Linked DNA regions of Homo sapiens: region 1 is linked to region 2. The links are chromatin loops, found by intact Hi-C in ENCODE. Cell type or tissue: pancreas. All regions are shown on one strand. Each heading gives the region's core, and the rest is flanking DNA. Links, peaks and the distances in the headings are about the cores only.

Evidence for each region. A loop is a pair of places that touch in the nucleus more often than their neighbours do. Peaks named below come from ENCODE experiments on the same cell type or tissue, not always from the same donor. Only the 100,000 strongest peaks of a DNase experiment are listed, where the experiment ranks them.
Region 1: it touches region 2 in a loop (3-fold over the local background); 62 of 110 quality-filtered maps call a loop at or near these places.

What each region holds. Positions count from the first base shown.
Region 1 is chr2:29,299,303-29,314,525 of GRCh38, reverse strand. The region is part of intron 8 of ALK (ALK receptor tyrosine kinase); the gene reads left to right. Among named protein-coding and RNA genes, the nearest start is that of CLIP4, 190 kb to the right of the region's middle. In pancreas, for the core only: a CTCF peak has its summit at 5,235 (motif pointing left); no DNase peak of the experiment used is centred there; H3K27ac peaks cover 1,213 bases.
Region 2 is chr2:29,833,894-29,849,116 of GRCh38, reverse strand. The region is part of intron 1 of ALK (ALK receptor tyrosine kinase); the gene reads left to right. Among named protein-coding and RNA genes, the nearest start is that of ALK, 80 kb to the left of the region's middle. In pancreas, for the core only: a CTCF peak has its summit at 7,533 (motif pointing right); no DNase peak of the experiment used is centred there.

The DNA of each region.
Region 1 (15,223 bases), core at 4,137-6,636, 530 kb after region 2:
TTCTCACACATACATATGTACACGCAAACACACACACACATACACACATGCGTGCACACACCCTCTGGGATCTTGGGACACAGCCGAACCTTTCCACCCCTGACGTCACCTCTAGCAATAAAAGGAATCAGGTTGGATTAGCTGTGGGGAGCTGCTGTGATCTAGGCAGAAGGTGACCAGCGGGCCCCTTCCACGTCTACATGGGCCTGGAGAAAAGGGGACCCATCCTTTGTGTCATTAAAACCAGCAAATGTAGCCCAGAGGGATGTGAGAAGACGCCATGGCCCCTGGAGTTGACCTTGGCCATCCATCCCTGAAGCCCTTCTCAAAGGAAGGCACCCGAAGGCAGGGAATTTTTCTGTAAATTGCTCTCTGATTGATTTTGTAAGACTTTTCAGGGTGCTGGTGATCATCCCTGGAAACAGGCTTATCCTTCCCTCCAGCCTCTCAGTGTGACGCAGAAGCAGGGAAGCCGAGAGGCAGGCTGTGTTGATTGGGCTTATTGAAGCTTGCCCCCGACCTCGGCAGCAGGCAAATAGGACTCTGAAGATGGGAAAAAGAGAGGAACTTTTCTGACTGCTGTGTTTTTAAAGTTTATTAAACTCAGTGACAAAATCTTCTGTGGAAAGTCAAGAAAAGGAGGATAAGAGTAAGAAAACTTAGTATCAGATGGCATGAGACCGAGGAAAAACAAAAGCAGAAGGGGACCTTCCTTTATCAGCCCCCACCAAACTCTCGACAGGAGCCAAAGAAGATGAGCATAACTATTGAATTCAACTCGTTTTCCAGAGCAGATCCTATGCATCACGGGCTCCCCATCCAGATCATGAAATTCACCTCAAGACCCACAGCTAATAAACACAAGACCAAACCTAGATCTTATGATTCTGAGTTTCATGCTCTTCCTGTCACACTGCCCTGCTGGAGACAGATGGAACCTTCTCAACTTGGGGAGAGTTGATGAGAGCTTCAAAAGCATCAGAACTGGCATTACTGTCACCTAACTCAGAGCCCCACCACCTCATTTCTGCAGGCAGATAGAGAATCCCACCCCATTGTGTAAACAAAGAGTTCTCCCCTTCGTCTCTCCACAGGCTGGGAGTAGTCACTGGGTCTAACTCCTGAGCCACCAAGGGGACACTGCCACTCACCTACAGGACTCAAATGGAGTTTGTTCATTGGGTGGGCCTCATTCTCGGCCCCATGTGATCCAACTTACTTTAGCAAATCAGGAAGGAGAAGCCATTCCAGGAGGCCTCATGGGCTTGATTGCAAATAAAGTTGTTATTTCCTGGAGCCAGTTTACCTTCTGCATAGAACGGATGACCATCTAGGGAGAAGAATATTGCACACTTCCCCTCTCTGGGCTGACTGGTAGAAGAACAAGCAAGCCCCTATCAGAGCCCACCTGGGACCAGCCTCTCTGCCCATGCATGGCCAAGCAATGCTACACTTTGTGGTGTTTGTAAAACCCTTCTTGTAAATAGTTGGGGACCAGTACCAAGCTAGAGGGATTCCAGGGTAATGTTATCTCTATCTCCCTCACTAAGCCCAAGTCCCTTTGGTCAGGTATTTGGGGACCAAGATACTCATCAGGCAGAGTTCCTGTGGATGTCCAACCCCCATCTCATCTGATGCTGTGACATCTCTGCAGTGACAGAATGTGCCTGAATTGGGAGAAAGCAAGTCCAGCTCTAGGAGTCAGTGCTTGCCTAAATTAAGAGCAGATCCAGCTAGTCTGGCTGGGGATTGTTTTCACACATGCTGTTCTCTGCACACGCCTCTTCCTGCATTGGAGACCACGGTCAGGACCCCAAGCTAGCATATGATCCCTCTAAGTTGTCCACTCTCTGCCCAGGAGGACATAATGTTGGGCCTATCAGAAAGCACAGGGCTCCTCTGGCTCCCACAGTGTAATGCTGATACCTAGAGCAAGTCGGAGCAGGGTGGTGGCTCCAGGTAGAGCTGCCTCCCTCCTGCCCCACAGCCCAACAGCCACGCCATCTCCTGTGACCAGAAGAATCCAGCTGGCCATGTGGGGCCAGTGCAAAAGGAGCATCACCAAGGCAACGTGGTACAGTGGGAAGGACAGGGCTTGAAGTCCCTTAGCCCTTGGAGGAAGCCCCCCCACTTTCTAGCCTGGAGACCTTGAGTATAGCGACCCACTGTTCTCGGCTTCAGTATCCTCTCCAGGGCTGTCAGGAGAAATGAGTGAGAGGAGATATGAAACATGCCCAGCCTGAATCTAGACACAATTAGGTGCTTAAAAATGGAACCTGTGGTTTCTGCTACTCTGTTGTAGCCATTACTATTATTATCTTCTTATCTGACTTTAGTGATGATTCTGAGACCAAGGCTGGAGCCTGCCTTCTCCAAGGAGCCTGAATCTGGAGGGTTTGGCCTCTGCCCTGCCCTGGGTAGCCTGGCAATATGGCAACACCCCTCTCCCAACTATTGCCAGTGGAGAGGGGTGTTGCCCAGCTCAGTGGCTGGAGTCAGAGGAAGTTTATGCTTTAACAGCAGCCAAGGGGGCCCTGCCACCCCTGTCCACCATCTCCACCAGCTCCTCTCCCCAGCCAGCATGGGCATGGGAGCTCCCTCCTCCAATCTGCCAAAAGTCCCTTTGCTCCACTGCCCCATCAGCAGACACCTACACAGAACAATAACCCCATACCTTGATATAGTCCCAACATGTTTACAGAGGGGCCTTCCCCCACATCGCCCCCATCCCCCAGAGAAGATGATATTGTCACCTTTTTATAAATGAGAGAAGGCTCAGGAGAGGAACCTAGACCACACACAGCTGGCCAGCAAGGCCCACAGTGTCCTCCAGATGCAAGAGCATCTCCACTTTCCCCAGGGGAGCTCCTGGGAGTGGGACAGCTGCCGTCAACGAGGTCACTCAAGGCAGGGAGGAAGTCTGGTGACACGGCCCAGAGCAGAACGTCATAAGCCTGACTTTTCTTTTACAAACCCCTTTTTTTAACTTAAATGTCAATTCTGTATTTTATTCCTTAACATACCTATTTGTTTGGACACAAAAACATGCCTCATTATTTACTATTGAGTGGCTAACACTCCAGGAAGCTACACCCTGTTTGCCCTGTGGCTTTGGGTACCCCTAGGAAGAGCTGAGCAGCATATGTGCCCCTACTCTAAGAAACCCAGAGGAAGAGCTCCCACCCTCACTGCCGTTTTCGGAAGCCCCAAGGCCTCCCCACCTTTAGGATCTCACTCCATCCCCTAGGTCACAATTAGGCTCATAGATGGTGCATTTTGAAGAGCACCTGCTCTGCCTTGGTTGGCCCTGAAGTCAGCTTCAACTATGGTTGCCCCTCATCTACCCCATGAGTCACCCTCACCCTGGTGCTGAAACCTCAGGAGGGCTGAGCCCTGGCAGCTGCTAACACTGCTGGTGATGGAGACAGTAACCTCAGAAAGCCTTTAGCTGGGGTCTAGGCATCCGCAACTTTGTGTTAGAGGGCAAGGGCCTCTAATACAAAGGAGGAAGCTGCAGTGGTTCTCGAGGCATTTTCCAAATGGCTTTTTCCAAAGGCTCTCTACATGAGTAAGAGATTTGGGCCCCACTTCCAGTCTCTAATGACAACCGTCCAGACACCTGTAATAACATCACTGTAATGAGAATCCCCTGTGTGTCAAAGCTTACAGAGTCTCTCCACCTCCCACGGCTACCCTGTGAGTGGATAAAATCTTCCCTGTTCTGATGAGCCCCTGAGCCATGGCAACAAGGCACTTGACTGGCTGGATGCACACACGGACCCCGAGCAAGAGGGATGAGCGAGGGAGGGACACTGAGGGTCCACAGTTAGGTGGTGAACCAGCAAGTATTGATTTCAAACCTGCCGTGTGGCCAGCCATGCGGGGAGATAGCCCACAGGAATCTGGGATCTCTTTGGGGTGTTTATTCTACAGAAAAGTTAAGAACACTTACATTCAGTGTGAAAACTTCTGGTCTTCAGGTCACTTACAAATCACTTGGCTGTATTATGCTGAAAAGCAAGCCATTATTCTTAATGAGGGCCTTCGAACACCCTAGCTCTTTGCACCCTAGTAGAAAGAAGCCTTCACTTAGTCCAGTGCTGGAGGAAGGGACCCTTAGTATCGATAAAGCCAACTAAGGATGTAGTTTTCAAATATTGATTCCCTAGTATAAGGCTGGCACTATGCTAAGCATTTCACCTACATTATCTCGTTATAAAAAATTATTACCCCCATTTATTGATACAGAAACTGGAGCTTAAAGAGTTTAAGTGACTGCCCAAAGTCACCCTGCTAGAGGCAGAGTCATGATTCAAACCAGGTCTGCCCAACTCCCCAACCAAATCTATAAATACTCGATTTGATTTAGATGGCCTGAGTTTAGATCCCAGCTCTGCCCCACTGAGGAGCCATATGACCTCAAGCAAGTGACTTCCTTTAATTTGAGAAAACAACAACAACAAAAAACCTGTTTTAGTTGCTGCATGAGGTTGTTACCAGGATCAGAGGAAAATGTGAAAAGCCTTTGTCTTCTCTGCAAAGCTTGATGAATGGCAGCAATTATTATTATTATGATCCCTCATCTTACGTTACTCAGGCATGAGGAAGTTGCTGCTGCATAAATTCAGCCACTGCTTGTGTTCTGATTTCTCCTCTCAGTCAATCAGCAACACGTGGGCAGGTCGGGAGCGTTATTTCACACAGTGTCCACATTAGCACCAGCAGGACATGCCCAATAAACCCACTTCGTTGATAATTAACTAATTAATTGTGCAGCCCCACCCCCACCCCCCACGGTTGCAAGCATAACCCTCTTCCAGGATGAGAGTGAACAAGAAGACTCCTCAATGAGTCTCGAGGACCCAACAAATGACACCTTCCTGAGCTTTCTGAGCCAAAGTCATTCTTACCCCAGCACCTAGAGCTAGGAAGCCACTGGAGCCCAGCATTCTATCACCACTGCCTGTTAAGTGGTCGACTCTGCCAGAGCACTTGCTAATGCCTGCAGTAATCAACAGCAATTGTAACTGCAGTCAGACATAATTAATGTAATACCTTTGAGCCATTCACAACTAATACCTCTCCCATTGCATGATGAAGCTGAGGTCTAGGAAGAATCACTGTCTCAGCCCCTGGGTGTGAATAGGATCTTCCTTGGCACTTGGCACAGACTTGGTTCCCATTCAAAAGCTGTATGTTAATCACAGACCTCTCTGGCTCCCACTAGTGGTCATTGCAACACATTCATGTCACCCATATATGGGGGAACACCCCATTGAGAGCACACACTCCCTCCAGCTATCAGGGAAAAATACTCCCCAGAGGGCTCTGGGCCCCCTGCAGATGCTCCTGTGCCCCACATCTACTTTTTCCAGTGGTGTCCGTGAAGGCTGTGGGAGTTTCATTGCCTAGAATCATCCTGTTCCCCAGCAGTCAGATTACAAAGCTACTCCTCAGTGTCATCTCCATCATACACAGAGAAACTGAGACACAGAGGAGGCCGTTTGCCCAGGATCACACCATGACAGTGTGACTGAAGAAAATACCATCTTTTTCTTCCCATAAGCCTGGAAAGATAATTCTCTAGGGAACCCAGAAGATTAAAAAACAGCAACAAAAAAAAAAACCAGACAGAAACTTTAACACAGCATTTTCACCCTGTCGTAGTCTGTTTTTTGTGAACTGTTTATCTCTAACAAAGTGTCCCCTGCCTGCTCTTTTCCATGCAGGAGAAAGGAACTAACATTTATCAAATGTCTTCGCTAAGCTGGGCACTGGTCTCATATAATCTTATTAAAGCCCCATAATAAATATCTAAGCAGGGTACTGTTGACCCCACTTGACGGAAGAAGATGCTGAAGCTCTGAGATATTACGTGATACGTAAAAAATAGACCATTCTTTCTGATACGAAAGCTTGCGTTCCGTTCACAGCACGGTCCCACCGCATTCCACAGAAGCTCCCACCTTCCCTTGATCTCCCTCACAAAGCCTAGAGTACAGGCACAATAACTTGATTCTCCCTGAAGTGGGTAAAAACATAGTACTAGCTTTTACTGTTTTCCAACATCAGAATCCTCTCTCACCACCTTTTTAATATAGCATTTATTGCTTTCTCTGATTATAAAAGAACTTTATGTTCATTGTAGAACATTAGGAAAAATGCAGGAAAGTATGAAGAAGAAAATTGAAATTGCCCAAAATCTTACCCCCCAAAGATATTGGTACATTTCCTTCCAGACAGATAGATTTAGATTTGAGCTTTGCTATAGAGAAAGGGTTTATATAAATATAAACATCCTGTGTCTTATTTCTTATTTAACATTACATTTTCCCATATCAATATTAGTCTTCATAAACATGCTTTTAACAGCTGCACACTCTAAATTAATTTCATTGTTTTTGTTCTAGTTATCAAAAGTCAGATATTCATTGTAAAAAAAAAAATTGGAAAAGAAAGAAAAGACCACAGAAGAAAAAAAAAAAACTTGTAACTTTATAACCTCACCAGCCAGAGATCTCAAGGTGATTATTTTTGTATGTGGCCTTCATGTTTTTAGAAAGAGGGCATATGAATGTCCACTGGTGTTCCCTGGCTTCTACATAATCCCTCAGAAAAGAAACATTAAGTGGTATTTTCAGGAAGGATCCTGATCTTTTAAGTATCCTGCAAGACCAGGAATCCAGCATTTCTTAAGCCTCCATAATTGCAAGCATTTGCCAGAAACGTGTTTTATTTCCTTGTTATCAAAAATCTGCATCTGGCCAGCTTCTTGCTGTGCTGGGTTGATTTGTCATTAGGCTATTTATAGCTAGAGAGTTGGTGTTTCATTTTTCCAGGTGAACTAGAAGATGGTGAACAAAAACACTGGATTTTGCAGTGAGTCAGTATTCTCAGCTGAAGTTAAGAAGATACCACACTGAAACCAGGGAAGTCAAAATTACCGGTTCACACTGAGAATTACAACCCTCTGGCACCCTATATTGAGGGAGAGCCTTAACCCCCATACAGAGATGTTCCTGATGACAATTCCAATCCCAGTCATTCAACAGAGACTGGATGGGGAATACCCAGGGAGTACCCCCACCATGCAAGCTCATCTTTGAGCATCTCTGTTAAAAATGTGTTTCCTTCTCTTGAAGTGAAATACACACTACAGCATCTAGCCTTGGTTTTGTCTCTACTATTGGAATTCATGCAGGTCTTCAGAAATTTGAAGAAAGATAGCACCTGCCCCGTCAGAACATTTCCTACATTTAGGGGTGTTGCATGCAGAATAGATATTATTTGATGTCACTGAGTCTCTTTTGATCACTGCAGGCTTTTGAACACACAGTATTTTCTGTGGGTTGAAGGGATTGTCCTGAAGCTGCCACGAGGTATGCATAGCAAACATGGGGCATATTCAAGACATAAAATTGCAATAATTACCTCTGGAGGAGGAATGGGCCATGAGAGAAATAATAGCATTAGGCCTAGCCACAATGCCGTTCCGGCTTTACATACAGGACTTTAATTAATAAAATGACAAACACTGGTACCACATAATTGGAAAGTCTATCAGTCCCTTCCGAGAGGCAGGAAAAAATGGCCCTTGTGAAAGCGCTGGCTGGAACCAGAAGATATAATTGCTGGTGGCGTACTCCTGGTGTTGTCTCTACTCACTTGTCTCATTTGCTGTCTGCATATAAAAGAGTTTATTAGTCAAACACTGCCATTTATAACCTATATCTACTAGGATGTGTCTAGAAGGATCAAAAATTTTATTGTTACTGGCATCAGCAAGCGTTATTTCCCATAAATATAATTTAGAATTTGTGTCAGATTTCGCATATTTGTGTGAATACACACACAAACACACACACACACACACGACTGTTAATTGTCTGGTAAGGACAATGGTTGTAAATGCATTAAAATTCACTAGCTCCCTAATTTCTCCAGCACGAAAGTATTTCTAGGATAAGATCTTGTTAAAATATAAATTCTGATTCAGAAGAGCTGGGGCAGGCCCTGAGACCCTGAATTTCTAATAAGCTCCCAGGTAGCGCCCACATTGCTGATCCAAAGACCACACACTGAGCAACAAAGATCTGGAAAATCTTTGCAATATGCCCCCAAAGCTTTAAGGAGTACCATAATATATTACATGGGCATTGCACTCCATGTATGGTAGAAAGAACACAGAGCATAGTGTGGACTCCAGGTCTGCAGCCTGTGGGCTTAGTGCCCAGGGGTGACTGACTTAACGTCTCTAAGCCTTCAATTCTGCATCTGAAAAATGGGTGGAATAATATCTACACAAAGGGATGTTGTCAGTATACAGTGAGATAAGCCTACGTGCAAGCGCCTAGTTCAGCTTCCTGGCATTCAGTAAAGAGTCAATTAACAAATGACTTCATATCCAGTAGGCCAGGGGTCCCCAACCCCCAGGCCACCGACCAGTACTGCTCTGTGGCCTATTAGGAACCAGGCCACACAGCAGGAGGTGAGTGGCAGGCAAGTGAGCAAAACTTCATCTGTATTTACACCCACTCGCCATCCCTCGCGTTACTGCCAGAGCTCTGCCTCCTGTCAGATCAGCAGTGGCACTAGATTCTCATAGAAGTGCGAGCCCTATTGCACTGATCTGACATTATGGTGAGTTGTATAATTATTCCATTATTTATTACAATGTAATAATAATAGAAATAAAGTGCACGATATATGTAATGTGCTTGAATCATCCTGAAACTACCCCCCAACCCCCAGCCCCTGGTCTGTGGAAAAGTTGTCTTCCACGAAACTGGTCTCTGGTGTCAGAAAGGTTGAGGACCTCTGCTGTAGGCCACCCAGATAGAAATAGGTCTTAAGATGGAATTCTAAGGGTGTTTTTGGACCAGAACCTTGACTGCCAAGATCAAGCTGGGTATACTTGGCATGGGTATTTACATAAAATGATATCAAGGGACCTCTAACCAAGGACTGTGTAAGGGAAATGAAGGTCTTTGAGAGGGACTTGAGCCTGCAGTCTGCTCTAGGAACCACATACAGTGAGTGCTGTCTAATGTTAGACACATGTGATCAACAAGGAATACTCAGTAAGAACTGATACCAGGCCTCCAGGTCTTCTAATTAAGAAATTGGTAAAAACCTTATCTGCAGGTCCAAGAGGGTAGTTCTAGCCCCGTATACATCCTCGGGTCATTACTGCTCACGGGGTCTCTCTCTCTTTTTCTCTCTCTCGGTTATTCTCAGTCTTTTTCTAGAGGCGATGTAACAGCCCCAAGAAGGCCCTTAGCTGACGGCAGCAGACTCCCCGCTGCAGGAAAATCGCCCCCTCTACACCTTGGTGATGGTGGGCACATTTTAAGCCATTTGTAAGTTATTAAGAATTGCCTCTTACTCAAAGTCCAAGATGAAAATGGACCCCTCACTGAGAGGGTCAGGCACTTCCTGCACTAAGTAACCCAGCTCCCCAGAGGTCTCTACCCAGGCTGCACTTTAGAAACACGTGGAGAAATTTTAAAATCTGCCGATGCCCAGGACCTACCCACATCTACTTAAATCAGAGTCTCTGGAGTGGTGCCCAGACATTAGTCGTCTGGAAAGCTGATTCTAATTTGCACCCCAGGTTGAAAACCACTGGTTTCACCATGTCATTCACAATATCACAGGAGCTCTACTTCCACATTCTTCATCTCATACTTCATAATCCCCTTTTGAGGCAGGCAGGGAAGGGGTGGTGGTTATTATCACAAGTTTGTCTATAACAAAATACAGGTTCAGAGGAGGTAAGTGGTTGGCTTAAGGTCACACAGTTAATACACATTGGCCTTGAAGCACAGACTCCAAATTATGCCATAGTCAGCAGACAAGAAAAGAGGATGGTTTGACAAGCCACTGAAGAATGAATGTTGATGCAAAGGGCAGGTGGTTCCAGTGCATTCTGGAAAGGTCATGGGATGAGTCACAGGAGCACAGGGACAGGGATTTGGCATCAGGCCAGAGATTCTGCATTTCTTTTTTCTTTTCTTTTTTTTTTTTTTTTTTAGACACAGTCTTGCTCTATTGCCCAGGCTGGAGTGCAGTGGCACCATCTCAGCTCACTACAACCTCCGCCTCCCAGGTTCAAGTGATTTCCTGCCTCAGCCTCCTGAGTAGCTGGGACTACAGGCACCTGCCACCACACCTGGCTAATTTTTGTACTTTTAGTAGAGACAGGGTTTCACCATATTGACCAGGCTGGTCTAGAACTCCTGACCTTGTGATCTGCCCACCTCAGCCTCCCAAAGTGCTGGGATTACAGGCACAAGCCACCGCGCCCAGCCAGATTCTGCATTTCTAACAAGGTCCCAGGTAACACTGATGCTACCAGTCTGAGGACCACACTCTAAGCAGGAAACCACTGACTGGCTCTTAGAGGCACAATGTGGAAGAAACTACGATTATAACTACAGGTGAGAAGTAGGCCAAGGGACAGACATAGGCTCTGGACTGCTTGTATCTTTTTTTTCCTAGATTCAGGGGATAAACATGCAGGTTTGTTACGTTATGCAATAGCATAATGCTGGGGTTTGGGCATCTATTGCACCCATCACCCAAATAGTGAGTTTACTACCCAGTAGGTAGTTTTTCGTCCTTTTCCCCCTACTCTCCCACCTTTTAGAGTCCCCAGTATCTATTGTTTTCTTCTTTAAGTCCATGTGGACTCATTGTTTAGCCCCCACTCATAAGTGAGCACATACGGTATTTGATTTTCTGTTTCTACATTAACTCACTTAAGATAATGGCCTCCAGCTGCATCCACGTTGCTGCAAAGGACATGACTTCTTTCTTTTTTATGGCTCTGTAGTATTCCATGGTATATATGTACCACATTTTCTTTATCCGATGCACCATTGAGGGACACGTAGGTTGATTCTATGACTTTGCTATTGTGAATCGTGCTGCGGTAAACATGTGACTGCAGGTGTCTTTATGGTAAAATGATTTATTTTCCTTTGGGTGGACACCCAGTGGTGAGATTTCTGAGTTGAATGGTAGTTCTGTTTTTAGTTCTTTGAGAAATCTCCATACTGTTTTCCACAGCAACTGAACTAATTTACATTCCAACCAACAGTGTGTAAGCATTCTCTTTTCTATGTATCTTCACCAAGATCTTTTCTTTTTTTACCTTTTAATAATAGCCATTCTGACTGGTGTGAGATGGTATCTCATTGGTTTTGATTTGCATTTCTCTGGTGGTTAGCGTTGTTGAGCAGTTTTTCATATGTGTATTGGCTGGTTGTATGTCTTCTTTTGAGAAGTGTCTATTAATGTCCTTTGCCCAGACAAAGGGCAAAGGTGTTATTTTTAATGAAGTTATTTGGTTTTTTCTTGATTTGTTTAAGTTCCTTATAGGTTCTGGATATTAATCCCTTCTTGGATGCATAGTTTGCAAATATTTTCTCCCATTCTGTAGGCTGTTATAAACTCTGTTTATAGTTTCTTTTGTTGTGCAGAAGCTCTTTAGTTAGGTCCCCATTGTCAATTTTTGTTTTTGTTGCATTTGCTTTTATGGTCTTAGTCATAAATTCTTTGCCTAGGCCAATGTCCAAAAGAGTTATTCCTAGGTTTTCTTCTAGGATTTTTATAGTTTGATGTCTTACATTTCAGTCTTTAATACATCTTGAATTAATTTTTGTATATGGCGAGAGGTGGGATCCAGTTTCATTCTTCTGCCTATGGCTAGCCAGTGGACTGCTTATATCCTGAGGAAGAACATCTGCCTGGATATACTCCCTTACTGAACACTCAGTGGATGAAAAAAAATGGCCAAAAAATACACATTTGCTAGCCATTCACTGACTGCCAGTTTGCAATCTTATTCCAGGCCTTTTGCATCTATTTCTAGAATGAGACATTGTTGAAACTCAGAGAGTGCATGCCTTGGCTTGAGTTGTGGCTGTAGTTGAGTGTCTTCTGCTATAAACATAGGAGGTATCATTATAAGATGAAAGAAGGTTAATTCTTTTTTTTTCTCTTTGAGACGAAGTCTTGCTCTTGTCCCCCAGGCTGGAGTGCAATGATGCAATCTCGGCTCACTGCAACCTCCGCCTCCCGGGTTGAAGCAATTCTCCTGCCTCAGCCTCCCAAGTAGCTGGGATTACAGGTGCCTGCCACCACACCCAGCTAATTTTTGTATTTTCAGTAGAGGCAGGGTTTCACCATATTGGCCAGGCTGATCTCGAACTCCTGACCTCAGGTGATCCACCTGCCTCGGCCTCCCAAAGTGCTGGGATTACAGGCGTGAGCCACCGCACCCGGCCGGAAGTTAATTATTTAATTCTCCTATTTGTTCCTAGCTCTGAACAGTTGGGTCCAGTGGCTGTCTGGACCTAAGTCTTTACTGTGTGATGTCATGTGTCTTGCCTCGATTATCTTGTGTCATATGTCCTGACTGTCAAGTGGCTCCAATTACTTCACCTTTTGCTACAATCAGAACATTTGTAATCATTCATTTAAATTCTATCTTCCTGGCTGGATGATAAGCTCCATGAGGGCAGGAGCTCATCTTCAAGAACAGAGTATGCAGCAAAGAGTAGGAGTGCAGTAACTATCTGCGAGTGAGTAGATGATGATCTCCCTTAAGGACTAATCCCAGGAAGGATCCTGGTGGATTGCCTCAGAAGGCTAAGGATGCCATAGCCTTCACACCATCCCTGGGTGGCCAGTCCAGTTCTCTCTCTTTTGCCCGGCCTGATTGGCCTAAAACACAGAACAGGAAGATGGAGAGAGCTCAGCTGCTGGCTGGCCCCTGGTCCCAGAATAGACAAGACAGGGCTGCATCTTGCTGACATGCTCATACCATCAGCAGACTCTACTTTAAACTGTAAAGTTCCAGGGAGCAGCTGAGGAGGGGGCAGTTTAGAATATAGCCAAGTGGCTGGAAAGTGAGGAACTTCTCCCCTTCCCTGGTCCCTGACCCATAGAATGTAAGAAAGTGCCAAGGAGCTTCCTAGGATGGAAAGTTGATTGACTACCTCTAAGAGGAAAGCCTGGCAAAGATGAGAGTGTCTCCCTATATAGATATGCAATTTTATTCATGCTGACATTGATTGGTTCCTACAACGTGCCCTTGCTTGACAGCCACTGTGAACATAAGATGAATAAGACAGTCCCTGCCTTGAAGGAATTCATGACCAAGGGTAGAGAGAGAAGACAAGGCAGCAGGTCCCAATAACCTTAGAAGATTTAAGAGGAGGAGGAAGTGGTTTCTGAGATGGATGAAAAGAAAAAGGCCTCCTGAAAAGGAAAGAGATCTCATTTTTTAAGAAGACAGAAGGAAAAAGCAGGTAGAGAAAACAAAAGAATAAAAAGTATAGAAGCAGAGAAATGCAAGTCAGGTGCAAATCTGGCAAGTAGACTGGTGTAGGGGAGTCTGGAACCCGCATTCATTCAGCTTCCTTGTGTGGATTGCTAGGTGAAAACTGACAGACTACTTCTCTGGTCACTGGAAGGTAATGCAGACAGTTCTTCAGTCACTTAAAAATGCAAAACACAGGCTTTTTAGTAATCAGCATGCTCATCCAGTCACAATTTCAATCTTGCTTTAAAGTCATCACTTCTTGCCCTCTCCTGCCGCCTCCAAACTTGGTCCTATTGCAGATGGAAAGCCTGAAATGAGAGAAAGGGTGTGGTCAGTGGCCTCTCTAGTTCTCCACCCAACCTCTCCTCCTCTTCTGTCATCTTGTTGACTTCTGACTTGTTGGGGTTGTAAGCATAGACACAGAAAGGATTTCAGGGGAGCAAGAAAGTTCTTATTGGAGACTGTTGGGTAATCTTGCATTGGTGTTCTCTGGATGTAACAAATGTCCAAGGCTTACTGTTTCTCACACAGGGGCTTTTGGGGTTCCTTTGTAGATCCACCTTTCTCCTCATCCCCTCCACCATGGCTTAGAATTTTTCGCCTTGACTTAGGGCACATGCATTTTTTTTTTTTTTTTTTTTGAGACAGAGTCTTGCTCTGTCACCCAGGCTAGAGTGCAATGGCACAATCTCGGCTCACTGCAACCTCTGCCTCCCAGGTTCAAGGGATTCTCCTGCCTCAGCCTCAGCCTCCTGAGTAGCTGGGACTACAGGTACCTGCCACCACACCTGGCTAATTTTTGTATTTTTAGTAGAGTCGGGGTTTCACCATGTTTGCCAGGCTGGTCTCAAACTTCTGACCTCAAGTGATCCACCTGACTCGGCCTCCCAGAGTGGTGGGATTACAGGTGTGAGCCACCGTGCCCGGCCAGGTATGTGCATCTCTATTATAGGTGGTCACTTCCACCTTCCTCCACTCTTGGGCATCTCAAGATACCGGCAGCTTCTTCCTACTATTGTCTATTTACCTCCCTCTTAGGCAAGATCTACAGTGACCCTGCATGGGCTCCCCTATACATGGTTCTCCTCCCACCCATATGCAACACTCATGCATTTCTGCCCCAGCAAACTCTGGGAGTGTAGGCCACCCGATGCTGCCACCTTGCCTTGTTCTGCCATCAGAGCAGCTAGCCAGCCCCTAGTTCAAACTTTAGACCTTCCAGGTAGGAGACAGACACTAATCCACCGTGTTTCCAAAACTGCAGGGGTAAGTATCAAGTCCTTGATATGGTATCATAAAACCATTCTCTCTTGACTTGAGATGAAGATGGAACACCCTTCCCACCTTCTTCTTAGCAGGAGAGTGAAATGGAACTCGTGGTATGCCAAAAGCACCTTCCAAAAACTCTCTCCTAATAGTCAACCTCCAGCATTTTGTAATATGCAAAGTATGAGTGAAGGGTTAAGAATTATGTCATTCATTTTTATCCACCTCTCTTGAAAGTTCTGCAACCTTGTGCTCTTACACTTCCCTTTGAAATGCAGCACCCACTGCCTCCATGCTTCAGCCAAAATGCCTTTTTAATATTTTGTTACATCAATTATTATTTCAGTTAACAGTCCCTATAACCCTATAAGAGATAAAACTATTCTCATCTTAGAGAATAGGAAACTGAGCTTCAAAATGATTAAATAACTAGGCCAAAGTGGTAAAAACAGGTTTTGAATTCAGAACTCTCTGATTCTAGAGGTCTTAGACCATTCTGAAATGGAGAATTCATGTGACCCAGCATAAGTGCTTAACAAATATTTGTTGAATGATGAAAAAGTTGATTTCCTCAGATAATAGAGGAATGTAAATGCCATAATTTTTGACAGGGCATGAGAAACCATC
Region 2 (15,223 bases), core at 6,158-8,657:
GTGGGAAGAGCAGGCGGGTCCTGTGAGATGGGGGGCAGCTCGAGGACGCTCCTGGTGTGCATGGAGATGTGTAAGTCAGAAGGTCAGGGACACTGCCAAGGGCAGGTGAGACTATGGGGAGGGGAGAGGTGTCTCTGGGCTGTCCTGGGAACACAAACCCTAGGAGTACATTGTGGCCAATCAGTCCACGTAGAGCTGCCTGAATCAATATTTCGCACTCTAGAATCTGCAGCTTTGCTGCTGTTGGGGTCCCTCGTGGCCGCATCTCTGCAGTCCTGACTTGTGCATTCTATGTGAGCTCAACTTTCCTCCCCAGCCGGTCTCCTAAGTCAGCTTCTGCCAACAGCCCGCAGGATATGTGCTCAAGACCTTCACCTAGCCTTCAGAGCGACATAGCCCCCACCTCACCCTCCTGGCACCCATTCCAGAATTTAGCCACAGGAAGCTCAGAGCTGAGACCTGCTGGAAGCCTCTCCCTTTCCACAAACCAGAGAGCCTACCCCTCTTTCCATCCTGGGTAACCCTCAACAATACACAAATTCATTAACATTTATTAAGGTTTTACAGGCTAGGTATTAAAACACTATGCGAAAAGCCCTGCAGGCTAGCAGAAACACTTTAGAATTCTCTACTTATCCAGCAGTTTGGTAATTACCTTGAAGGTGGTATGGTTAGAAAGCACATATCTGCATACACATGTTCATTTCCTTCCTTCCTTTAAGTCTAGCTCAGTGGTTCTCAAACTTGCTAGTTTAAAAAAAAAAAAAAAGCCTTCCTGAACAAGGTGGTCAGCATGAAACATGCAGGCTGCATGTTCTGGGGGAATTTAAGGGATTTTCAAGGATAGTTTTGAATCTATGCAATTCAAAATATCAATTTTTGCCTTTCGCACTGACATCAGAATTGAAGTCCCACTGTACTGCTTAGGTGGTTGGGAAGAAAAGCCTCCCCACTTCCTCCTCCCAGAGGCACTAAGACCTATTCACACCCGCTGCCCCTGATCCCCCAGGGACCCTGGCAGCTGCGTACCGAGCCTCACCAGCAGCCAAGAGAGCACTTTTTGGATACTTGGAAATCCCTGCCACTTATGGGGGGATTTAAGTCCAGCTGGCTCCCTAGCTGGGCCTATTTTTTGGAGCCAGAAGTTTGTCTCGCCACTAGACAATGAGCGTATCAAAGCTGAGACTCTTTCCCATCTCTGCTTCTCCTTCTTACACCTCCCCCACCCTCATCCTCCTCTCCTTCCTCCTTTGCTTCATCTTCCCTCTCCTTCTTGTCCTCTTCCTACGCTCTCTCATTTCTCTTCTCCTTTCTCTCTTTTTTTACCCCTTCCCCTGCCAATGTTTTCATCATTGAGCACAGTGCCTGTCATGGAACACCATTCTATAAAGTTTATAAACGAATGAATGAATGAATGAATGCCATTCTTTGGCTTCAGAGGAAAATCCACCTATTTTCCCGTTCTTTTTTCAATCTAGGGCTCTTGGAACTAGATTGTCATGTTCACCTTTCTGTCTTTTTCATTATTCCCTGAAAGCACAAACTCAATTTAGGCTTTAGTGAAAAATGAAGAGCATTAGACCAACCTTTTAAAATTGCTTGGTCAGTACTTCCTGCTTGTCTGTACTTCACAACGCTGTCATCACGGGGTAATTATAACATTAAGTATGTACCTGATCAGCAAGTTGCTTTTATTAAAATCCCCTGTTGGTTTCTAGGCATCTCATAGCTCCTGGGGCATTTGTTCAACTCCTTGGGCCTCAGGCAGTTTCATCTCCAGTGCAGATAGGAGCCCAGGTCCAGAGGTCCTGGGTCAACACGTCCCTACCACCACCCTATTCCCCGACTTTCCTGATAGTACTTTTGCCAACTGTGTGGTGAGCAGCTCATTATGGTCACCTCTAGAAGAAGGGGCTGCCTATTCATAGATGAGAATACCGAGGTATCGTGGAGGGAAGGGAGGAGCCCCTGGGAACACGGCTTCTCTTGGCAATCCCTAAACCACATCCAACCCACAGTGAGATTCCTCTCTGTGTTTTTGCTGGTGGAGGCCACCTGGACCTCCTTTCACGTTTCCCTGCAGGGGTGATGGCAACTGTGGCAGGGCCATTTTTTACTTTACAAGCTCCTTTTTACGTGTGTTTACAAATTCTATAGCTCAGCAAGATTCTAGTTCTGGAGTCAGACAGATCTGCTTATAGGTGCGGGCCAAATAACCTGACTGTTCTGAGCTGTGTTTTCTCTGCTGTAAAATGGGAATAATAATAGAACCTATCTCATAGAATCTCTGGTGAGCATCAAAAGATGTATGTAAAAGGCTTCACATAGATCCTGGCACATGGTAAACACTCAACAAGTGTGGCTAATATGATAATAGTAGTGCTACTTAGCAGTTATCCAGTAAGGAAGTTGCCAGACTTTTGACAATCTCTGGAGGAGGATGGTATTGCTTTCTTGCAGTTTGAAAAATCTTTCAATGCCCGGGGGAGGAGGTGGACTTTGGTACAGCACTGACCAGAGTCTCTACCACCAAGTAGACTCCTCTGCTTTATAAAAGTTATAAGCAAGAACTCATTGAGAGCATTCATTCACTCAAGAAATGTTTACATGCCTGCTGCGTGCCAGGCTCTAGACAAGGATCATCCTAGACAAGGTCTTGTTCTCATGGAGCTAATATTCTTGAAAGGAAGACAGACAATAAGTGTGTAAATAAATGGACAAGGCAATTTTATATAGTGATGAGTATTGTGAAGAAAATAAAACGGGGTTCTAGGACAGTAGGAAATTTGGGGAGGGGTGCTGTTGAGTTCCAGTGGTTAATAAAGGAGCCAGTCAGCGTGAACTGGCTATGCGGTCAGGTGGGGGGGCAAGTGCCAAGGGCCAGATCCTAGAACCAGATCCTAGAACCAGCGTGGTGTGTTCAAGAAACAGACAGGAGTTCAGGGTAACTGGCCTGGGAGAGGCCAATTCCAGGTGAGATCAGAGAGATTGGCAGGGCCAGATTATGAGAGCCTGCTGATCACAGAACATCACACTCCCAAGCCCAAAACCAGATTTCTTTTTTATAACCATGGGCCAGATGTATGGGCCACACTATAGCACTATATGATATAGACCAGACCACTGGAAAAGGCTTCCTTCATGAGGCAGGATTTAGTATGAACCTTGGATGGGAAATAAAGTTGTGCATTGTGCTACAGAGAACCCTGGCATGAACTGGAGCACAGACACTTTTTAAGAGTGCTGTGGAGAGTCACAGTTCCCAGAATCTGTCTTGGAGCACCAGCACCCAAGAGGTGCTCCTCAACCAAAGGTTTCTGGGAGTCTTCCAAAAGTTTGGGGAAATGGTAAACTAGATTTTATTCTCCAAGGTTAAAAAATGTGTCCGGGCACAGTGGCTCACACCTGTCATCCTAGTACTTTTGGAGGCTGAGGCAGGTGGATCACCTGAGGTCAGGAGTTTGAAACCAGCCTGGCCAACATGGTGAAATCCTGTCTCTACTAAAAATACAAAATTGGCCGGTCATGATGGCACATGCCCGTACTCCCAGCTACTTGGGAGGCTGAGGCAGGAGAATCGCTTGAACCTGGGGGGTGGAGGTTGCAGTGAGCTGAGATAGTGCCATTGCACTCCAGCATGGGTGACACGAGCAAAACTCTGTCTCAAAAAAAAAAATGTCGTTAAAGGTTGAGGAAGCCTTGCAGCAAAGACACCTGTCTCACCTTTTGTAATCCAACATGTCCCAAGCTTACTTAACCGTGAAACCTTATTTATTTACAGAGTCCCTATTAACATCCCCCAGAATTAAAGTGCCAGGGAACACCCTTTGGGAATCACTGTTGAAGAAGAAGCCAGGGTTTGTGTGAGCCTGAGGGATCAGTAGCATCTGTGATTCAGCACTTGTGCCCGTGATAATTCATGGTGATGATCCCCTCCAGTGACTCAAATCATTGAGTGTCAACTGTGCCTATGTTAGCCCTGATCCACTTGCTTTATTTTCATTTTGCTAGCAGGACAAGGGAGTGCCTGGAGACAGGAAATGAGTAAACTCACATCCATAACCCCCTGGGACTGGGCTGAGACTGGGTTGGTTATGAAAATGCTCTTGGGCCTTAGACGACAGCCCCGGAACCCCCAGTGATAAGCTTCTCAAAGAGTTGAGGTCCACAGCCTGTGAGGAGCCTTTCTGTAGGATGAGCAGTGTGTGTACTGTGTGTGTGTGCCTCTGTGTGTGTGTGTGTGTGTGTGTGTGTGTGCAGGGGGGTTATCAGGGTGAAGGTGATTGCATTCTCAGCTCATCTCTGCTGCTAGCAACATCAAACACATACTTTTAAACTTTTGGCTCTAATTTCCCTGCTGATGACAGTAAACCTTAGTTTGTCAGTCACTTGGATGGATCTGGGTTGGTTTTCGGCTCATGAATCGTAGAAATGGAAGTGACGTAGTAAGAAATCATCCAGTCTCCAGTCTCCTCCCCTAAGAACCAGGACAATGGTTCTAACCTTCAGAAGATTGTGAACTCCTTTGGGAATCTAATAACAGCTATGGACCTAACCCCAGAGAAAAAGCACAAATGGAGATTCAAGTAACATTTCACCTACTATATCAGAGGTTTACAGGCCTTTTTATGTCCTTGGTACCCCTTATGTGTGATATGGTTAATAACTGTTCCTTGAATACCTATTTAAATCCTGTTGTTCATTGTCTCACCTTGCTCTTAGGATAAGGTAAAATATTCCCTAAAATGGCACACGAGGTACATGATCTGCACCTGCTCCCCACTGGCCCCGGGGGGCACTGCTCATTCTCTCTGCCCCCATCTGCTGCTGGTCTAGCCACGCAACAGCACCTCTGAGAGTTCTTGCTCTTACCCACCCCTGCTTTCCACAAGGCATATGCATGCGTTGTTTTCTTTCCCTAAAATGTCTTTTTTCCTTTGTTGTCCAGACAACTCCTTCTTATCCTTCAGATAGCAGTTCCGGGGTGACTTCCTCAAGGAAATTTCCTTCACCTCCTTTTCCAGAACTTATACAACAGATCATCCATTCTATGCCCTTTACCAAGTCCTATATGTCAGATTATCCATCCTGTATTCTCATAGCACTGTAGACGTTTCTTTCAAAAGCGTATGTCACAGTTGAAATTTACCTCTGTTTTTGAGATTAATTAATTAAGGCCTGGCTTCCCCCACTAGACAGCAAGTTTCATGAGGGCAGGTGCTGGATCTTTGGTGCCTAATAATGTGCTCAGCATACAGTAAGTGCTCAGTAGTAACTTCGCGTAGGGTGAGAGTATGATCATTGATTATGAATGCTCCCTATATATCAAAGCAACCCATTCCATGGTCCCAGAGATTTTGTTCTGTTAACTTCTGGTTTTGAAAAGTGACAATTTTTTGCTTGCATCCATTTTACTGACAAATTATGGGAGGTTTTGTCCTTTAAGTAAATCAATGACCACTTTGGTCTTTGCAAAGCTGTTGGCCAGGGTTCTACAATAGAAATCCCCTTCAATGAATTCAGCGTCAGGCAGAACTTGGACATCACTCTGCCCACCCTCAGGCTGCAGGAGTATATGATAACCATATCCATCAGCAGCCATCCATATGATCACATTTACATTTCTGTCCTTTCATAATTCCTGCCATCATTCCTGCCTCCCTTTCTTCTTTTCTTCCTCCTTCCTTCTTTTCTTCCAGCAGTTGCACAGGTACCCTCGCAACCTAAGTAGAGAATGTGACACACACGCACACCATACACACACACCACACACACAACTCTTGGAGGAAATTTTATGTGTATATGTGTGCCCCGTATGTGGGAGTAGGTGTAAAGTAGGGCAAAATTTCACTACCAATAATTCTGATTCATAGTTGAAATTGACTCTGCATGGTAGTGGGGCACCGAGACCCCTTCTAGCTGGTGGGTCTTTTCCCCTCATCCCCATTGATATTCCCCTCCTCTCCATGAACACAACCTAATATTGGTATTACTGAAGTCTCAAGCCCCAATATTTTTCTTACCCAATCACCCTTACCTGCTCACTCTGCCCCTGCCATTTGGTCCAGCTGCGTTCTGGGGACTTCATACAGTGGGGAGAACCTCACCTCACAAGGATGAGAAGCTGTGGGCATTCCCTGTTCTCATTTCCTCTGTCCTTTATGCTAGAGCATTTGCTCCAACCTCCACTTCCTTTCAGTATCCTGCCACAGAAACATCCGAGGAAGATGGGAAGCCTATAGTTTCCCACCTGCAACTCATTTCCCCACCTGCAAGAGAGGAATGTTGGTGGAACCAGGTGCTGGAATGGATGTTTGCGCAGCCCCAGGAGCTCAGTACACACTACTGTTGTTAGGTCTACACAGTCCAATGCAGGCACATGACAAAGCTGCTCTGATAGAAATGAGCCCTGCCTGCTCAGTCCTTTCTTACTATCCTCCATCTCCATGTGGTCCAGTCCCAGCCTGTGGTCCATGCTATGGGTCCTGGAGGTAATCAGCTGTCACTAAATTGAGAACTGTCCAGAGTCTTCACTGCCCCTTAACCATAACTAACCTGGGAACTTGAGTGTTTATCCTTGGAGAGTGAAGTGGTAACTGTGTGGGGTAGTTGGTGAGAAAGTTCATTGTCAAGTGGGAAGAAGAACAGACATGTGGGATATAGCTGTGTGCCCTGGTAAAGCCTGAGAATGATGGTCAGTACAGCCCAAGAACACCCCCAGATTCAGATTCTTCGTCCAGTTCTTGCTTTTTCTGAAGTGTGACGGTGGGGCTTTTCTTGTATTCCTTCCAATAAATCCCTTGTTACTTGAAGTCACTCAAACAAATATCTGTTCGTTGCAACCATGAGAATCTAGCCAGAACCTCTCCTCGGGTCTTTCATAGATATAATATATATTTTTTCTTTTTTAGGATGGTCATAGATGTATCTGCCATATTTAACCTATCACACTACAGGCTTCTTAAGGCAGGCTCTCCTTCAAAGTCAACTTTCTAGCTTCTGATGAAAATTGGTTTGAAAAAAGAGAAGGAGGGAAGGAAGGAGGGGGGAGGATGGAGAAAAAGAGGGAGGGAGAGAAGGAAGGAGAGGAAGAAGGTAGAAAAGAGGAGTGAAGAGGAGGATGGAGGAAGGAAAGGAGAAGGGAACGTTAGTTTTCAGGAGGGACCTGCATAGCCTATACGTCATTACACTGTGTACCATGGCTGGGGTAAGAGTGGAGGATGAGGTAGGTCAAAGGCATAAGGGTCAAGGAACAGTTATTGGCTAAGTTTTCCATGAAGAAGGGTCAGATAAGGCCTTGATTCAGAACAGAGAGTTTTGTTTTTGGATAAACTAGTTTCGATGGGTATTTTTGGAAGATGAAGAAATGGAAGTTTATTTCATTGTCAATTCTGCCCGTTTCAATTTGGCAAACAGATTTCTTCACTCCCCTTTGTGTTTCAGACAGCACTAAGGCTCTTGTTCATTGTAACTCCCCAGGACTCACGGAGCGCAGCCCCCAGCAGAGGCTGCCTGCTATTACCCAGAAGGCCAATAGAGGGCTCCCAAGAACACTGAGCAAAATTTGGTGGAAGACATCAAGATGTTCAACTGTAATGGCAGTACTGGTTATTATCCTTCTCTAACATACAAACTGATAAGACTGTATTCATATGATAAAGGTGCAAATGGAAGAGCACCTGCCATGAATGCAATAGAAGCAGTTGCTGCATTAAGGAAACTTGGATTAGATTAGCTTTAAGTTTCTTTCTGAACACAAGCCAGTGTCTTGACCGGAAGTATCTCTTCTAGAATTAGCTGATGATAGAGCTTTATAAAACACTTGCATGTTGGATATGTTCAAGACTTGATTCTGTTCACTATGTTATCTTGGAAAAAATTGCTTAATATCTCTAGGCATTATTTTGTCTTTTTTTTAAATGATGGGGGTAATGTTAGGGTAGTGGGAGTTTGGCTTTTTAAGACCTTTTAAGGTAAAATCTTCTGTTACTATAACTGATAGAAACCACATTCAGAAAAATCTGGCCGAATATGATTTATTCAAAGGGAGAAGAGTTAATCCTATCCCCTAACACAAGGCTAACAAAATGATTCTTAGAGTAATACTTGGAGCGGTGACTGCAGTGTTTGATGGCCATTGAGTTAAGACAGTATAGTGAGGGTGAAAAGATAACAGTAGCCGTATCTAAAAGACTTAGATTGAAATCTTGACTTTATTTAATAGCAAATCACTTCACCAAGTCTCAGTTTTCTTAAATCTGTAAAATTGGGATAATCCAAATTGCCTTGTCTACTCCAAAGTGTGAAGGTCAGATAAGATAATGCAATAGAAGTATTTTGCATACTACAATGTGCCATGTAAATGTTCAGTTATTAATAGATGCAATAACTTAATGTTTCAAATTTTAGTGACACAGTATGTGTGAAAGTCTGAAATTCTTTCTTTCCCGAATTCAAGATCTCATATAGCCATACTGCAGCCATAGTTTTTCTTTGTAATCTTTCAACAGAAAACACATTTGAAAAGAGACATAGAAAGATTTCTGAGATGCAAAGGGAAAGGAATTAGATTCATAGATTTTAGAACAGAAAGGAATTCAAGAAACTAAGCAAAACCAGATGATTTATAGACAATATTGAGAATATGTTTGAATTACTAACTGTTACTAGACTGAAGTGGGAACTGAGCTTTGTCTTTATCCATTTATTCTTTCATTTCAGTTGCTTGAAGTTCTAGGAATCCACATTTTGGAACTGTGGAAAGAACTAGAGTCTTGCAGTGGGATTATCTATCTCTTTATCTCTCCAAGCATTTGTAGGACATGTACCTATTTGCCAGATACCACGTTAAATGCAGGAGGCAATACAAAGATGTACAAGATATTGCCCCTTCCCTCAAGGCACACTGAATACTCTGCCTGTCACATAGTAAGTGACTTAAAAGAAAGAGATAGATTTCTGGGTTTGTTTTTGTTTGTTTTAGGATATATGAGACATATATGTCAAGGAGGCGGTATAACGTAGCAGTTAAGAATAAAAGCTATAGATTTAGACAGCTTTGCACTGTAATCTCAGATTTGCTAAGTAGACTAGCTTTGTCTTGAGCAAATAATTTGGCTTCTCTAAACCTGAGTTTCCTCCTCTATGAATTGTGTTAATGCTGCCTACCTTGGAGCATGACTGTAAGGATTAAATGAGCTGATGTGTGTAAAGTGCTCAGCACTATGAGTAGTGTGTAGTAAACTCACAATTATTATTATATCATTATCATTATTACAGAGCGACACAACACCAAGTCATAATATATCTCACAGAAGAGACACCAAGAGCCACAGAAATCCAGAGAAGGGAGCACTCAGCAAAGGCTTTGTGGGGAATGACCCTGGACCATTTAAGGATAAGAGAATTTTCTATTGGCAGAGATAAAGAAAAGGTCATTCCAGAGAACGCAGAAGAAGGGACACAAACAAAGGAGGGAAGCAAGAGAGAATGTGCCAAGGGCTGGGAATGGCGAGACAACCATTTTGTCATGAACAAAAAGCTTGTGTTGTGATCACTTAATGTATTCATCCTGACTCTGAAATTTCCATAAAGATACCTTGCCATGTCTCCCTGTGTAGAAAATTGCCGCAATTATCCTAATGCTTTGCTGGTCTGAATTGGAAGGCAGTTATGTGAAATCTTGAAGATGATGAGATTTGTTTCCTGGAATTCTCAGCCACTCATTCTTCTACCAGTTTTCTCTCTCACTGGGTCCTCCCCTCTGCCAGTCATCCGGCATCTCTAGGTACTTAAAAAAACTTACTCATCTTTCTTATTATATAAATAATATTTGTTTATTGAAGGGAGATTAGAACACGCAAGAAAATCTATCTCCTGTGACCCCCATGGAATTTGACCCAGCCATCTCCTCAAAAACACATTCTTAGAAAAGAAACAGATAAACTAATTTGCACTAAGGTGGAAATGGTTTTCAATGGGACCAATTTAAGAGCCCTTTGCAGACTACCAGGCCTAGAACTTCAGAATATATAAATAATTATCAGTGTAACTTTAGGCATCAGAAAGCATATAGGGAAGTCATTTTGGGTGGTAAAAGTGATGCCAGTATCTACTTAAAACATTAAAGTATATTATACATAAGCTGTTGGGTTGTGCCTTTTAAATAACTTTTAAACATTTTTATTCAAAAATAATTTAAATAATTTATATACCATGAAAACACTTATCTTTTGTGTCCAGTAGGATGAGTTTTGACAACTGCATGCACCTGCATAACCCTCTTCCCTATTGAGATATATAATATTTCTATCATCACAGAAAGGTTCCTCATGCCCCTTGCCAGTAATCTCCTCTACAGAGGCAAACACTGTTATTCATTTTTCACCCACAGGTTCCTTTTGTCTGTTCTAGAACTTCATATATGTGAAATGGCACAGATGTACTTTTGCATGTCTGGCTTCTTCCACTTATCATAATATCTGAAAGATACATACACATTGTTGACTCGATCAGTGGTTTGTTCCTTTTTATTTATAGTATTCTATTGTATGGTTATTCCATTAGTTTGTGCATTCTCCTGTTGATGGACATCTGGATTATTTCCAGTTTGTAGCTATTATGAATAGAGTTGCTATAAACATTTTTATACAAATCTTTTATCTTTCTATCATTAGTTTTTAACAATTTGATTATGATGTGCCCTGGTAGAGCCATCATTGTATTTATCATGTGTGGGTTTCATTGAGCTTCTTAGATCTGTAGATTTGTATTTTTCATCAAATTTGGGGAAAATAATCAACACTATTTTCAAAAATAATTTTTCTGACCCAACTTTTTGTCTCACTTTTATTTAGGCCAATTACATGTATGCTACACTGCTTAATATTTTTCCATAGATCACTGTGGCTCTGCTCCTTTTTTTCCTTTTTAACATTTTTCTACTCTTTAGTTTTGATAGTTCCTATGACTGCTCTTCAAGTTCACTAATCTTTTCTTCTGCAGTGTCCTCTGTTGTTAAGCCCATCCAGTGAACTTTTCATTTTAGATATTGTATTTCTCTGTTCTAGAATTGCAGATGGATTCTTTTTAAAATTTTTTTGCTTACCATTTCTCCATTGTAATTGTTTCTTTGTTTCTTTATTAAATTCATATTTTCCCTTAAATATATGAACAACTTACAATACCTATTTTAAAGTCATTTAAATGAATGCTAATCAATTCTTCTCTATCAGTTCTGATTTGTTTCTATTGACTGGCTTTTCTTCTGGAAATGAGTCACATTTTCTTTCTTCTTTGCCTATCTGGTAATTTTTGATTGTATGCTAGACATTATTGGTGTTACATTATTGACTGCCTTGGTTGTATTGTCTTCCTTAATAAATAGTTGAATTTTGTTCTGGCAGGCAATTTACTTGTGAATCAGTTTAGTCCTTTTGAAGCTTGCTTTTAAGCTTTTAAAGAGATGATCTAAAGTAGTCTTTAACCTAGGGCTAGTTTAGGTCTACTCCTAAGCATGGACTTTCTGGGGCTTCTATGAATTTATCGAGGATTCTCCACAGTCTTGTGCCATCTCCAGTAGATTGGGGTACAGTATCTTGCAGTTATGGGAGCAATTATCTTTGGTAATTTTTCTTTCTCTAGTAGATATTTTCCTGGCTCTGTGAAGTCTTATACTGCACATGTGCAGCACAGTATTCAGCCAAAGACTCAAGGGAATACCTATGCACATATGTAGATCTCATTGTTTGCACTGCTCCCTTCTTTCTGGTGCCATATCCTACAAATTCCAGGCACCTCAGTAGCTCCAAATCCCAATATCTCTTCCCTGGCCTCAGCAAGACCATGTTTTGGCCTTCTTTTGTGATGTCACTCTCCAACAAGTGCCTCCAGATAGAAAATGAGGTCAATTCCATGCCTTACCTTATCTGTTTCCCTACAGAAAATTATCTGTATAATTCCGGATAGGCTAAGTTATACTGTGAAACATACAACTCTCAAAATATCAGTGGTTTAAAACAACAGAGGACAACTTCTAGTTCATAATACCTCTCTATCAAAAGTTGAGGGGGATGTCTGTGTTCACAGTGGGATCAGGGATTACAGTCCTTTACTGCCTGCTGTCCAGTGTTTGAAAGCAGTTATTTAATATGAATATTTTTTAGTTTCAAAAATGTTTGCACTAGGACACATAGCTCTGTACCAGTTATTTTATCTTGACCAAAGTGAAAGAACACATAAAGTAATGCTGTCAGTTCATTTTGCATATGGAGGAACTGTAGCATTGACCATGGATTACCTAAGAGCTCCATATTAAGCTGGAATAACAGTGACATTTTTCAGCTCCTGGTTTCTCCAACCAACCATGTAATCTCTAGTAGAAAGTAAATAGATTTTGGAGCTAAATTGATATTCATGAAAACCAAAGCATGTTTCACAAGGAGGTAACAGATTAGGGGTCTAAGCTCTGATTTGCTGCAGTAGCCATTAGTGAAGTTCTTCCTTATTCTGGCTTAAGGTGATATTACACTTACTTATACTTAGCAGGACAAACTCTCTTCTAGTTGGATGGGGCCACAAAATTAGCTCTGGCTAGGGAGTTGTGAGCAGAAGTGGTATATGTCAGTTCTGAGTGAACACTTATTGCTGACACGAGCATTCCAATCTCTATTTTTTTCATGGTGACTAGCAGTGTTCAAAATGGTGACTCGGTCAGCCTGGGTCTCTAAGTGACTAATGTTAGCAGAGAGCCCCTCTCTACTTTCAATGGCCGGGTAGTATGAGCAAGAGGTAGTTCTCTATTATGTCCAACCACTGCAATTTTTGAGGTTTGTATATTTTCATAATGTAATTTAGCCTAACCTGAGTGATACAGATAACTTTGATAAAATTTGCTATTTTGATTGTCTAGGTTGGTTCCCCAGAAGCAGACCCTGAAGTGAGAATTAGTATACAAGGGACTTATTAAAAGAAGTGCTCCCTGGGAACATTGCTAAGGAAGTGCAGGAAGCAGGATGGGGAAGGGAAGAAGCTGAGTTATGGAATGATCTCAGGCAAAACCCCCTCATTTGTCATGCTGCAGCATGATCTACAGGGGAGCTATGGAATGGAAGTTGTGCCTCGGTGATGTCTCAACTCAAGGCAAGTGAGTTGGACTATATTAGTCCATTTTCACACTGCCGATAAAGACATACCCAAGACTGGGTGATTTGTAAAGAAAAAGAGGTTTAATGGACTCACAGTTCCGCATGGCTGGGGAGGCCTCACAATCATGGCGGAAGGTGAGGCTTGTCTTACATGGAGGCAGACAAGTAAGAACGAGAGCCAGGCAAAGGGGGTTTCCCCCTATAAAACCATCAGATCTTGTGAGACTTATTGACTACCATGAGAACAATATGGGGGATACCACCCACATGATTCAATTGTGTCCCATCAGGTCCCTCCCATAACTCATGGGAATTATGCGAGCTACCATTCAAGATGAGATTTGAGTGGGGACACAGGCAAACCATATCATGGACTTTCTTATATCCACATACAGTCTGGGTTGGGGAAGGGAGAGTGGTGAATGGGGAATCTGTAGAAGGAGATACACGAACATCTGGATGAAGCACCAGCATGGTATACTACTGTGATCCCAGGGGAGAAAGAAAACACTCCATAACTTCATTTTCAGTTCTGTACAATGGGAAGACACATCGTTTCTTGTCTCTTGTAAGAATGGCATGGAAGAAATGCACAGCAATGTTATTTGAGGGTAGAAATGCTGGTGGTTTCAGTACTCTCAGATGGAAATACCTTTCCCCCCTTATGTTATTAGGTCTTAACTGTCAATATATCCCTATAATATGGCCACTGAATTTTACCCCAAAACGTTTACATTCTCTGCTACTTTCTCAGCCTCTAAATCAGCTTAGAATGAAAAAAAGAGCATCAAAATTTGCCTTCAACTCTTGCTACTTATTATTTGCTAGCTGCTAGCAGGATACTCAGCCTTTTGCTGCACAAAAAGACATGGGTCAAAATTGCTTGTTTCTTTGTCACCACTTGATTTACCCACTCACCAGCCCCGCCTGAATGACTGCTGCCTTTTTATTTGGCTTAGATTGCAAGGCTCTGCGAGCTTGTCTAATGGGGCAGTTTTCTTTACCATGAGCTCTGAATGAGTTACACTGCCTTTGTGCTCTTTTGAAAGGTAAAGCAAATGGAATTTTGCCTGCCATGATTTGAAGTGAAGGTGTGTGATTCTTTTGCTGCAATTGATGGTACTGTTAGTGCTGAAGGCAGATCAGGAAACTCTGGTCTTTCTGTGTTTTGGTGTGACTAATGTGGAAAGACTTCTCAGGTCACCACAGTAAAGTGGTTTGGGACCAACTGCCAATTAGGGGAGTACAGAATCATACCCCTCATTTTCTTTTCCTCCTATTTTTGTGATCTCCCCTCTCTATACTCGCACCCTTTTGGCTTGTTGCCATTTCTAGACAAAGTATTTCCTATTGCAATCTCAGTTTTTCATCTTGATTTTTAAGCTGATAAAATGTCTATTATATTGGCATTATAGCTGATGTCTAAGCAAACTTCACTAAGAACTTTGAAAAATCTTTACTGTTCACTCCCACCCTACTTACTTTCCACATACTGACATTGTCCTAATTGTTTAGAGTTGGTACTTCCCCTAGAATTTTCTGCCTCCAGCTCTGTCAACTCATATACCAAAATAACATGTCAAATCAGTTGAGAAAATTGATGAGACTGGCTACTGCTACTTGGCATTGTGTCAAGCCCACAAAACCTGGCAAAATCAGCTGAATTTTTCACTTTTTTTCTAATTGGGTGAGTACCATGTAGACAATAAACATACTGTGTGATTAGAGCTCTCAGGCAGAAAGAAGCAGTCTCATATTTTCCCCAAACATCATTGGCTGAGAAGTTAGTGGTTTTGACCTTACCAGATGTGTGGCCTTGCTGGTCATATTAATTTAACTAACATTTTAGAGTCTCATACTCCTGACTTATGTCTTAGGATGAGTTTAATAATATTTTATATACCTTTGCAGTTTACAAAGTGCTTTCGTATACCCCATTTTTTCTGCCCAACCATGTGTCCTATTGATTTTGCAGAATTAAACTGTGCTCCCTGGCTTGAGATAATGAGGGCTGGGTTGGGCTGAGGAGTGCAGTTGATATTGGTAATGTCAAAGTCTATAAGAGATCTCGAGTAATC